Regions from separate parts of the Homo sapiens genome. Here region 1 is linked to region 2. Evidence: read pairs that join two places in POLR2A ChIA-PET (ENCODE). Cell type or tissue: endothelial cell of umbilical vein. All regions are shown on one strand. Links, peaks and the distances in the headings refer to the core of each region. The heading gives the core; the rest is flanking DNA.

Region 1 (5,399 bases), core at 306-5,305, 63 kb before region 2:
GCCACTTTTCAGACTGAGGCAAGAGAGAGGCACCATTCTAGAACCCGGCCCCCAACAGAGTGTGCACTATCCTGGAGCCCATCCATGCAAGAGAAGTTACAACTACTGACCCCAGAACTTAGGCATGAGAGACTGTGGGCTACAGGCCTAGGGCTGAGGAATGAGTGGCACATTTGCTTCTTACCTGCAGGCCTAGGATGCAGAGACTGAAAGTGGCACCCTCCTCCCCCAGGGGCAAGGTGGGCCACTGCTGCTCTCTATTCAAGCATTCCACCAGTGGCCTAGGGATTACCCAACATATGACTACCATGACTATTGCCTATACACATAATCAGGGGGCCTGAGGACTAGCCAGCCTGGCTTGGCTTTGTTTGTCTCCACCCCATGCCAGAGCACACCACCCACAGGTCAGCGAATTGCTCAACTTTGCCCATTATCATTCGCAGCACTCCTCCTAGGGACCTGAGATTGGGCCTACTCACCTGGCTACTACCACCATAGCTAGCACATACCTGTACATGCCAACTGTGGGCCTGGTGACTGGTCTGTCCAGCCCATTGCAGCTATTGCCAATGCCAGTAAACACTTCTTGGGACTCAGAGGATCATCCCACCACTGCCACTGCAAATGCCTATTCTACACTGGCTGGCCAGGGCTCTGAGAATCCACCTACCTGCCAGTCCCACTGGTGATACTACTGGATTACAAGTAAGCCATGTGGAGGCCCAAGAATCAGCCCTCCTGGATTGACTAACACTGGTGTAGTGTATGCCCACCCTGCCCCAAGAATAGGCATGCTTAGCTCATTGCTGCTACCACTTGGGACTGAGTACTGCCATACCTGGTGTCCCAGTCCCCAGCAAAACTGCACCACAGACTCCACTAATAACTACGCCCCAAGCTACTGAAGAAATCTCACATACCACTAACACTGTTTATGTCCATAGAAAACATAGAGACTACACTACTGCATGCACTCAGAATCAAAGCCAAAGTGCCATCCCTACCTAACATCATCGATTCGTCCTCAGGAAAAAAGTCCTCTCTACAAAAGCAAATTAAAAAAAAAAAAAAAAAGGAAGAAGCAACTGATACACTAGATACACAGATATCAACATAAGAACACAAGAAACAAAAAAAGCAAAGAGATAAAATACCTCCAAAGGAACACAATAATTCTCTGGAAAGAGATCCCAATCAAAAAGAAATCCATGAAATGCCAAAAATAAAATTCAAATTATTGATTTTAAAGAAGCTTGAAGAGATATAAGAGACTATTGAAAAACAATACAAAAAAAAGCAGTAAAACAATTCAGGGCATTAATGAAAAATGTACAAAAGAGATAGGTATTATAAAAAAGAACCAAACAGAAATTCTAGAACTGACGAACTCATTGATTAAAATACACAATATATTTGAAAGCTTCAATAATAGACCAGAACGAGCAAAAGAGAAAATTTCAGAAGTTGAAGACAGGTCTTTTGAAATAATCCAGTCAGATAAAAGGAAAAAAGTAAGGAAAAAAGAATTAAAGAATGTACAAAGCCTTTGTGATACATGTGACACCATAAAGTGACCAAATATATATGTTATCGATATCTTAGAAGGTGACAAGAGAATAAAAAGTTTCAAAAACCTATTTAATGAAATAATAGATGAAAACTTCTCACCTCTAGCAATACACATCCAGAGACAGGAAGCCCAGCAATCCCTAAAACAATACAATGCAAAGAGATCTTCTCCATGCTCCGTTATAGTCAAAATGTTCCAAGTGAAGGACAAAAAGAAAATTCTGAAAACAGCAAAATAAAATTATCTAGTCATCTGTAAAGAAAATTCCAACAGACTAACAGTGAATATTTCAGCAGAAACCTTATAGGCCAAAAGAGAATTGGATGATATATTCAAATTGCATAAAGAAAAAGAAAATATCAATGAAGGATACTATATACCACAAAACTATCCTTTATAAATGAAGGAGAAATAAAATCTTTCCTAGACAAGCAACAGCTGAAAGAATTTGTGACCGCTAGACCACATGACCTTTCACTTCCAGGTTTAGGACCCCCTTGAGCATTTCCCACAAGAAAATCCTCTGATTTTCATTTTTTTTTTTTTTTTGTCATTTACTTGAGACATTTAAGCTAAACCTGGAAGTGGAAGGATGCCAATTACCATAATTAAAACAATGAAAAAATACAAAACTCATTAGTAAATCCAATACTCAAATGAAGAAAAGGCTTAAATGGTACTACGAAAGAAAATCAGCAAGCTACAAGGAGGACACAATCCTGAAAGTCATATAGAACCAAGGAACCAGAATAGCCAAAAAAAATTCTTATCAAAAAGAACAAAACTGGAGGCATTACACTACATAATTTCCAAATATAAGTCTGTAGTAACCAAAACAGCATGATATTGCTATAAAATAGAAACATAGATACATGGAACAGAATAAAGAATTCATAAGTATATTCACTTATTTATAGTCGATGAATTTTCAGCAAAGTCTCCAAGAACATGTACTTGAAAATGGACACTTTCTTCAGTAAATACTGCTGGGGAAATCGGATATCCATATGCAGAAGAAATAAACTGAATCCCTATATCTCATCATACACAAAAATCAACTCAAGATGGATTACAGACTTAAACATAAGACCAAAAACTATAAAAATACTAGAGGAAAACATAGGGCAAACACTTTAGGACATTAGTCTAGGCAAATATTTTATGGCTAAGACCTTAAAAGCACAGACAGCTGAAACAAAAACAGACAAATGAAACTATAATAAAAGAAAAAAAAATCTGCTTCCAAAGGAAACAAGAGTGAAGAGACAAACTGTTGAATGGGAAGAAATATTTAAAAAACTATATATCTGACACAGGACTAGTATTCAGAATATATGAGGAACTCAACACAACAGTAAAGAGTAATTTCATTAAAAAGCAGGCAAAGGACATGACTACACAAAGAAGGCATGAAAATGGCCAACAGGTATATGAAAAAATGCTCAACGTCACTAATTATTAGTGAAATGCATATCAAAACAATGAGATGATACAGTATTCCAGTTAGGATGGCAAACATTATAAAAACAAAACATAGCCATTGCCAGAAAGGATGTGGAGAAACAGAAACTCTTATACACTGTGGGTGGGAATGTAAATTAGTACAACCGCTATGGAAAACAGAATGGTGATTTCTCAAAAAACTAAAAATAGAACTACAAGTGTTCCAGCAATCACACTCAATGTCTATCTAAAATATAGGAAATATGCCACAATGTTTATCACAGAACTATTCACATAAGAAAAATAAGGAAACTAAGGGTCTATCAACAGATGATTAAGTCCAGAAATCTTATATATACACAATGAAATACTATTTGCCCATTTAAAAAAATGAATTCATGTCATCTGCAGCAACATAAATGGAACTGGAAGTCATTGTGTTAAGTAAAGTAACCTAGGCACAGAAAGACAAATACTGCATGTTTCCACTCATATGTTGGAGCTAAAAAAAATTGATCTCATAAAGGTAGAGAGTAGAATGATGAGTAATAGAGGCTGGGAAGTGTAGGTGAGTGGGAGAAGAGGGATAAGTAGAGGAAGGTTAATGGGTAAAAACATACAGCACAACAAAAGGTGTACGTTTTATCATTTGACAGCAGAGTAGAGTGTCTATATTTAACAGCAACCTATTGTATATTTCAAAGCAGCTAAAAGATGGGCACAGCGGCTCACGCCTGTAATTCCAGCACTTTGGGAGGTTATTGTGGGCGAATTGCTTGAGCTCAGGAGTTCGAGACCAGCGTACAAAACAAGGTGAAACCCCGTCTCTACTAAAACAAAAAACAAACCAACAAACAAAAAGTAAATAAAAGAGAGGACTTGCATAATATCCAATATATAGAATCAAAAATTAATTCAAGTAATCTTCACCTCAAATATCCTGAGTTGATCATTAAATATTCTATGCATGTAACAGAATAACACACGTGCCCCATAAATATGTAAAATATTGTGTTTAATTTAAAAAATAAAAAATTCAGAATTCAAATAAATATATATGTTGATCAATATTTTAAAAATTAAAATAAAATAATTACTTATAACTCCAAGCTCTAATTTTTAAATAATGGGGATGGAATGTAACATGAGCAGATCCAAGTCTAGGATCTGTGGCTGTAACTCTGATGCTATGCATAATATATCTGAAATCCATGTCCTAATTAATTCATAAAGCTGTTAGTACATTTTATTTACAAGAATATGCAGAATCTCAAGCAGGTTTATCATGTTCCTAGGACAGAAAAAGAAGCTCTGTTTAAAAGGACATATAACCCTGTTTAATAAACATCAATCTGGAACCACAAATCAAGAAAGAATTCTTTATACGTAAATAAAAAAAGTTTATTAACGTTTCGGGTTTGGAAGAAAAACTATATATATACTAAATATAGATTGAAAGGTTTTTTGTTCGTTTGTTTTTTGGTTGGGTACAGCGGCTGATGCCTATAATCCACGTCTTTCAGGACGAGTCAGGAGGATTGCTTGAGGCCGAGAGTTTGAGACTAGTCAGGGCAACAGAATAAGACCTTGTCTCTACAACATAGTTTTTAAAATTAGCTGGATGTGGTAGTATTCACCTGTAGCCCTAGCTACTCAGGAGACTGAGACAGCAGGAAAGCTTCAGCCCAGGAATTCGAGGCTGCAGTGAGCTCTGAATGAGCCACCGCCCTCCACCCCGTCTGAGTGACAGAGTGAGACCTTGCCTCTAAAAAAACTAAGTTTTTAACATTTTTATTTTGAAATAATTATAGATTCACAGAAAGCTGTAGAAATAGTACAAAGAAATCCTGTGTACCTTTCACCCAAGTTGCTTCATTATTTATATCTTATGTAAATATAGTCCTACATCAAATCCAGGGAATTAACGTTGGTATAAACTATGTGTATGGTTCTGTGTCACTGTTCTCATATGTGGAGATTTATATAACCACAACTGTATTCAAGATAAACAACTATTCCATCACCACAAAGATCTCTCTTGTGCTACCTACTTCTTTACAGTGACTCCACCTCTTCCCCACCATTTTAAACTTTATTTTGCACTGTACACAAATATAAAATATATTTTATAATTTTTATTCTCTTTAATCATCTAACAATGAAAACTAGCAATTTCTATTTTCTTACAGCATGCTCAGTTAAAAAAATAAAGTTCAATATGAACTGCTTTAAAATAATCTTAGGACTGCAGATATATTCAAACGTTATATTGACTAATTGATTTTTTTATTATACTTTAAGTTCTAGGGTACATGTGCACAACGTGCCGGTTTGTTACATATGTATACATGGGACATGTTGGTGTGCTGCACCCACTAACTCA
Region 2 (5,399 bases), core at 104-5,103:
TCTATAGATGTTGATTATAGTCAGTTGATTGATGATGTTGTTGAGTTCAACTAAATTCTTTATTTTTCTGCCCGCTAAAATTGTCCTTTTTTAGTAGAGTGGTGTTGAAGTCTCCAATTCTCATAGTAAATTTGTATCTTTCTCCTTGTAGTTCTATTAGTTTCTGTCTCGTGTATCTTGATGTGCTCTTGTTAGATGCATATATATTAAGGATATGTTATTATTTTGCTGCATCAAACACATTTTGATAATCTGTGTTTCATTTTTATTCGGTTCAAAATATTTAAAAATTCTCAATATTTCTTCTTTGATCCGTGTGTTTATAAGTGTGGTGCTTAGTCTTCTTGCATTTTGGTATCTTCCAGTTATCTTTCTATTATTAATTTCTTTTTATATGTAATAACTTTCCTATAGCTTAATTTTTCTTTTTTAATTATTAATAACATTACCAGTGTGTCATTATTGTAGTTATAATTTAATTGCTTCAATTGTGATGTGATGAAATGAACATGAATAACATAATAAAAATTATTTATAAAAGATGCCTTTCTTTTGTTTATTAACAACTTCTGGTTATTGAAATGTCTGTTTAATTTTAGTAACAGCTTTTACTTGTTTAAATTTAACTTTTCCTGCTTACAGTGAGTTGTTGAAGTCCACAATTATGTCTAATGCATTTGTGTATTAGACATCTAAAGTACCTGAAACATGAAAGTTTCCTGCAAACAGTTTACTAGAGCATGAGGTTGTTCATTGTTCACTGAGTGGCACAAGACTGCCTAAATGTAAATCCTGCTGTGCCACTTACTGGCTGTTAAACATTTACTTTTAACATCTTGGTATCTTATTTTCTAAGAGGAAGGTATTATTATAATAATATGTGCCTTTTAGGGGTCTTGTGCCCAGAGCAGAGAAAGTACTTAATAAAACTTAAAGGCAACATGAAATAAATTTGCATCATAACCCTTATTGTGTGCCCATCTCCAGCACAAATCTGACATCTAATCTTCAGTACAATGTTTACTTATTGACAAAATGAATAAGTGGAATAGAAAGAGAAATTATGTGATTGAGTCAGGAAATAATTTGTGGCACCTGAAGCTTTTAAAAATTGTGGAGCCTTCTTAGACAAAGAATACAACCTGTAAATTAAAAAAAATAAGTACACGAATGAATACTTGAATAGATACATTTTATTAATAAATAAAAAGTATAAAAATGTTTATACTTATATTTTTAAAATTTTAAATATTTCTATTATAAAATTAAATATTAAATATAAAAACATTTTATATCATGTCAGATTTTAATATTTTTTCAGCTTTTACTGATAAATTAATGATAAATAATTACTATTTATTTAAAAATAATTAATAAGTTAATAAATGCTGAGAAAATATAAAAATCACAAAAGCTAATGTAAATATTATCAAAATATGCTGACACACTTCTATAATATGTTTTTCTTTTGTTTTTTGCTGTATACTTTTTGGTCACCTGATTGCAAAACAACAATTTTATATTTTTAAAGAGAAAATAGATAATTCATCCTCCAGCATATTTTGTTGAAATATATTTTTATTATAATAATTTAGAAAATCTATTTTAGTCTCCAAAACCTCATTGATAAACCACCTATGCAACTTTCTCTGGAGTTTCTTACTTAAGTAGTGCTTCTTGCTGGAGACAAGTCCAAGGGAAATGCCAACCATCTTATCTTATCTGATGTGGCCACATTCAGCTCATCCAGGTGCTATCTGTACCCTCTGTGCACTCCATGGTTTCTGAGATATGGGAAGTGCAGAGGAAATGATCATGAACCTGCTGTCTCTATGATTCCAAAACAAGGAGTAGAGCTTTATTTTTTCTAGCTTACTCCTTGGGTTCAAAGATAGAATCCAAAATTTGATAAGATTCACCCAGGATAGGAGGTCACTTGGAGTTGGAGGGAGGCTGAGGGCTTTCGAGGTACAGGCAGCCTTAAGTTTTACCCTTAGCCATAGGATCACCACTAGAGGTAAAAGTGACCCCAGACTCTAGCCTATAACTGAAGCTGTTGCTATTCTCATGTACCTAGAATAGAATATGTAAACCCTTGGAATTAGCCCTGGTTAAAAAAAAAGGGGCTTTACAGCTAAAGCTTTGCTAACTGTATTTCTACATTCTGTAGCTTTAATTATGGAGTGCTAGTTCACATGGCTAATGCAAAGAGTAGAGTACAATGTAATTTCTATCTTGGGAAGCCAATGTTTTCATTGGCAAAATCCAACTTGTACACTTGCCACTTGCATATATAATCGCGAAATTTGATTTTGCCTAGGAAACAATTCATAAATGCTAAATAAATGTCACAAACAATCAGTGTCATTTGGGGGGAAGGAACAATCAATTCAATTCACACTGGGTAGTGAGAGAGAACTTCATGGGGGAGATGAAGCTTTAATAAGGCATTGAACCACACACAGAATTTATGTAAATGTAGACAGGTAAAAAATTATTAGAACCATAAAGAACAATGTGAGCAGCAATGTAAAAGCAGGACTCCAAATTGCAAAGTAATGTTCTAAGTAGCATGGCAGCCATTAACAAAAATGGCTAAGTGGATGTTGTCAGTGTTTGTGAAAAAATAGTCTTTTATTTATGTATGTCATACATAAAATGGAGTTTGTTAAAATTTTATTTTCAGGCCAAGTAGACACAAAAAAAGAATGATTTTCTCTCCTCAATAGTAGATCAAACAGACACTGTGATTTATAGAAGCAGAAGAAAGAAGCACAAAATCAAGCATCCCTGTAATAAATACACCCAGATATGTTGGCTATAAAAGTTGTCAGCTTTTCTGGTGGGTGGGATTTGTAGTCTCAATACCCTACAACATCCTGCAAAAGAGAGAAAATCTACATATCTCTTATGGAACCTGAAAAATAATGAAGCAGGGGAAAAAATAGGTGTACTCCCTGGATACCTAGCTGGATCGCAAAATGAAATCTTGGTACTGCATTAACCATGTTATATTCATTTTCAAGTTGTTCACAAACAGTGAGCTGACTGATTTGGATTTGCACATTTAGTGCAATCATATTGAAACAGGAATAGTTAGCTACTTAGGTAGTGACAACTTTTCCTTAAACATAATTTTACAGTAGAGAACAAGAGAATGTAAGAAGGTTTTGGAAAAGAAATAGCAGAGTTAATTCTAATATAAGCTTTGATCTCCAAACAGTACAATATTCTAGCATTTAAATTCAATCACATTATGCGCAACTTCATTAACAAGATTGATTTTCTTTCTCCATGCATAAAATTTAAATCTGTGAAATCTTATGTAGAACATGTGATTTATCTCACATAAAAATAATATTGTGTTTATCTTATTAAGCACTGTAAAAATTTTCCTGGAGAACGACTAAAACATCCAGATGGAACTGTTTCTCAGGTCAATTTAAAACATCTATGTGAATTAAATATAATGGTTACTATTTTGATCTTTTACTTCACTCCATTCATTGCAACTAGCTCAGCCTCAAAGAAGAGGTCTGCACACGTTACTAAAATGCCCCATTAAACTTTGACTTTCAAGTACAAATGAAAACCTCAGTACTTAAAATTACATATTTACTTTTTTGATGGTCATTTTCTCTAAAATACACAGGTGTACCTCTTGTATAAGCTTTCTTCTTATAAAAATTATAGCTAACTGTTTTTGAGTGTTTGTCATGTCACATACATTGTTAAGTGTTTTACGTGGCTTATCCTGTTTAGCACTCATTACAATCTTACGAGCTAGATGTTATACCTATCTGCATTTTATAGGTAAACCGAGATGCAGAGTTTTAGGGAAACAAACCCAATGCAACTACAGAAACTATGTTCTTCACCACTAAGACTGCATTTCTTAATGTGTAGAGGAAGGGCATTCATGGAATAACAAGAAATCTTAATTAAATTGAAATACTAGGGTAGCTAAGAACTCCTTTACTCAAGGGAATCTATTATTAAATGGAAAATAAGAAAAAAATATATAATTATAACCATAGCCTCCTCTCCGCAATTCACTTCTCCAAGTGAGAGACGGGCTAGCTGGATTTCCTAGGCCGACTAAAAATCCCTAAGCCTAGCTGGGAAGGTGGCCACATCCACCTTTAAATACAGGGCTTGCAACTTAGCTCACAACCGACCAATCAGGTAGTAAAGAGACTAATTAGGCAAAAGCAGAAGGTAAAGAAATAGCCAATCATCTATTGCCTGAGAGCACAGGGGAAGGGACAATGATTGGGATATAAACCCAGGCATTGGAGCCGGCAACGGGGCAACCCCCTTTGGGTCCCCTCCCATTTTATGGGAGCTCTGTTTTCACTCTGTTAAATCTTGCAACTGCACACTCTTCTGGTCGGTATTTGTTACAGCTGGAGCTGAGCTTTTGCTTGCCATCCACCACTGCTGTTTGCCACCGTTGCAGACCCGCTGCTGACTTCCACCCCTCTGGATCCGTCGGTGTCTGCTGTGCTCCTGATCCAGCAAGGCCCCATTGCCACTCCCAATCGGGCTAAAGACTCGCCATTGTTCCTGCAGGGCTAAGTGCCCGGCTTCGTCCTAATCAAGCTGAACACTAGTCGCTGGGTTCCACGGTTCTCTTCTGTGACCCACGGCTTCTAATAGAGCTATAACGCTCACCATATGGCCCAAGATTCCATTCCTTGGAATCCATGAAGCCAAGAACCCCAGGTCAGAGAACAAAAGGCTTGCCACCATCTTGAAAGCGCCCGCCACCATCTTGGGAGCTCTAAGGACAAGGACCCACCGGTAACACAAGGAACATTGAGATTAATCTATATTTACTGAATGCAGTAAATAAATGCAGATCATCTGGTGTTGGGGAATCATGGATTCCATATTTCAAGAATAAAGAGGCCAGGGATACCTAAGAGATTTTATAAGTCCTGAGAAGGACAGGATCTCCCTGAAATTATTTGCAAAATGTTGAGTGTATGTTGGATACATGTGCTTTTCGAAGTCTAAACTTCAGAGCTTTCATCACATTTTTCAATGCTCAGTGAAAACCCAAAGAGTTAATCCCCACTGTCCTTGAAGACATAAACCAAAGATGTCTGCTTTTGGACCGGGACACCCTACATACATCAAAGAGCTCATTAAAACCCAGGGTTCACATGGCAGTCAATGATTCAAATTCTGTCTTGCTGAGAACTGTAAGTTTTCTCAGAGTTCACGTTATATAAACAAGAATACCAAAACCTGGGTCCAGCCATCTCTATGACTTTTCCCCAATTCACTCCAAAGAAGGTTAACTCTCATGAAGACCCAATTAACACTAAATCCAATTCCCAGGAATATGGAATGACAGAAAAACCAATGACATCAGACATTTGCAGTGATTAATT

The links. Peaks named below come from ENCODE experiments on the same cell type or tissue, not always from the same donor. Only the 100,000 strongest peaks of a DNase experiment are listed, where the experiment ranks them.
Region 1: POLR2A ChIA-PET joins it to region 2 with 5 read pairs; 2 of 35 experiments call an interaction of 5 or more read pairs at or near these places.

Annotation. Positions count from the first base shown.
Region 1 is chr11:23,327,029-23,332,427 of GRCh38, reverse strand. No RefSeq gene overlaps it. Among named protein-coding and RNA genes, the nearest start is that of MIR8054, 89 kb to the left of the region's middle. In endothelial cell of umbilical vein, for the core only: no CTCF peak of the experiment used is centred there; a DNase peak (open chromatin) is centred at 3,167.
Region 2 is chr11:23,264,200-23,269,598 of GRCh38, reverse strand. No RefSeq gene overlaps it. Among named protein-coding and RNA genes, the nearest start is that of MIR8054, 150 kb to the left of the region's middle. In endothelial cell of umbilical vein, for the core only: no CTCF peak of the experiment used is centred there; no DNase peak of the experiment used is centred there.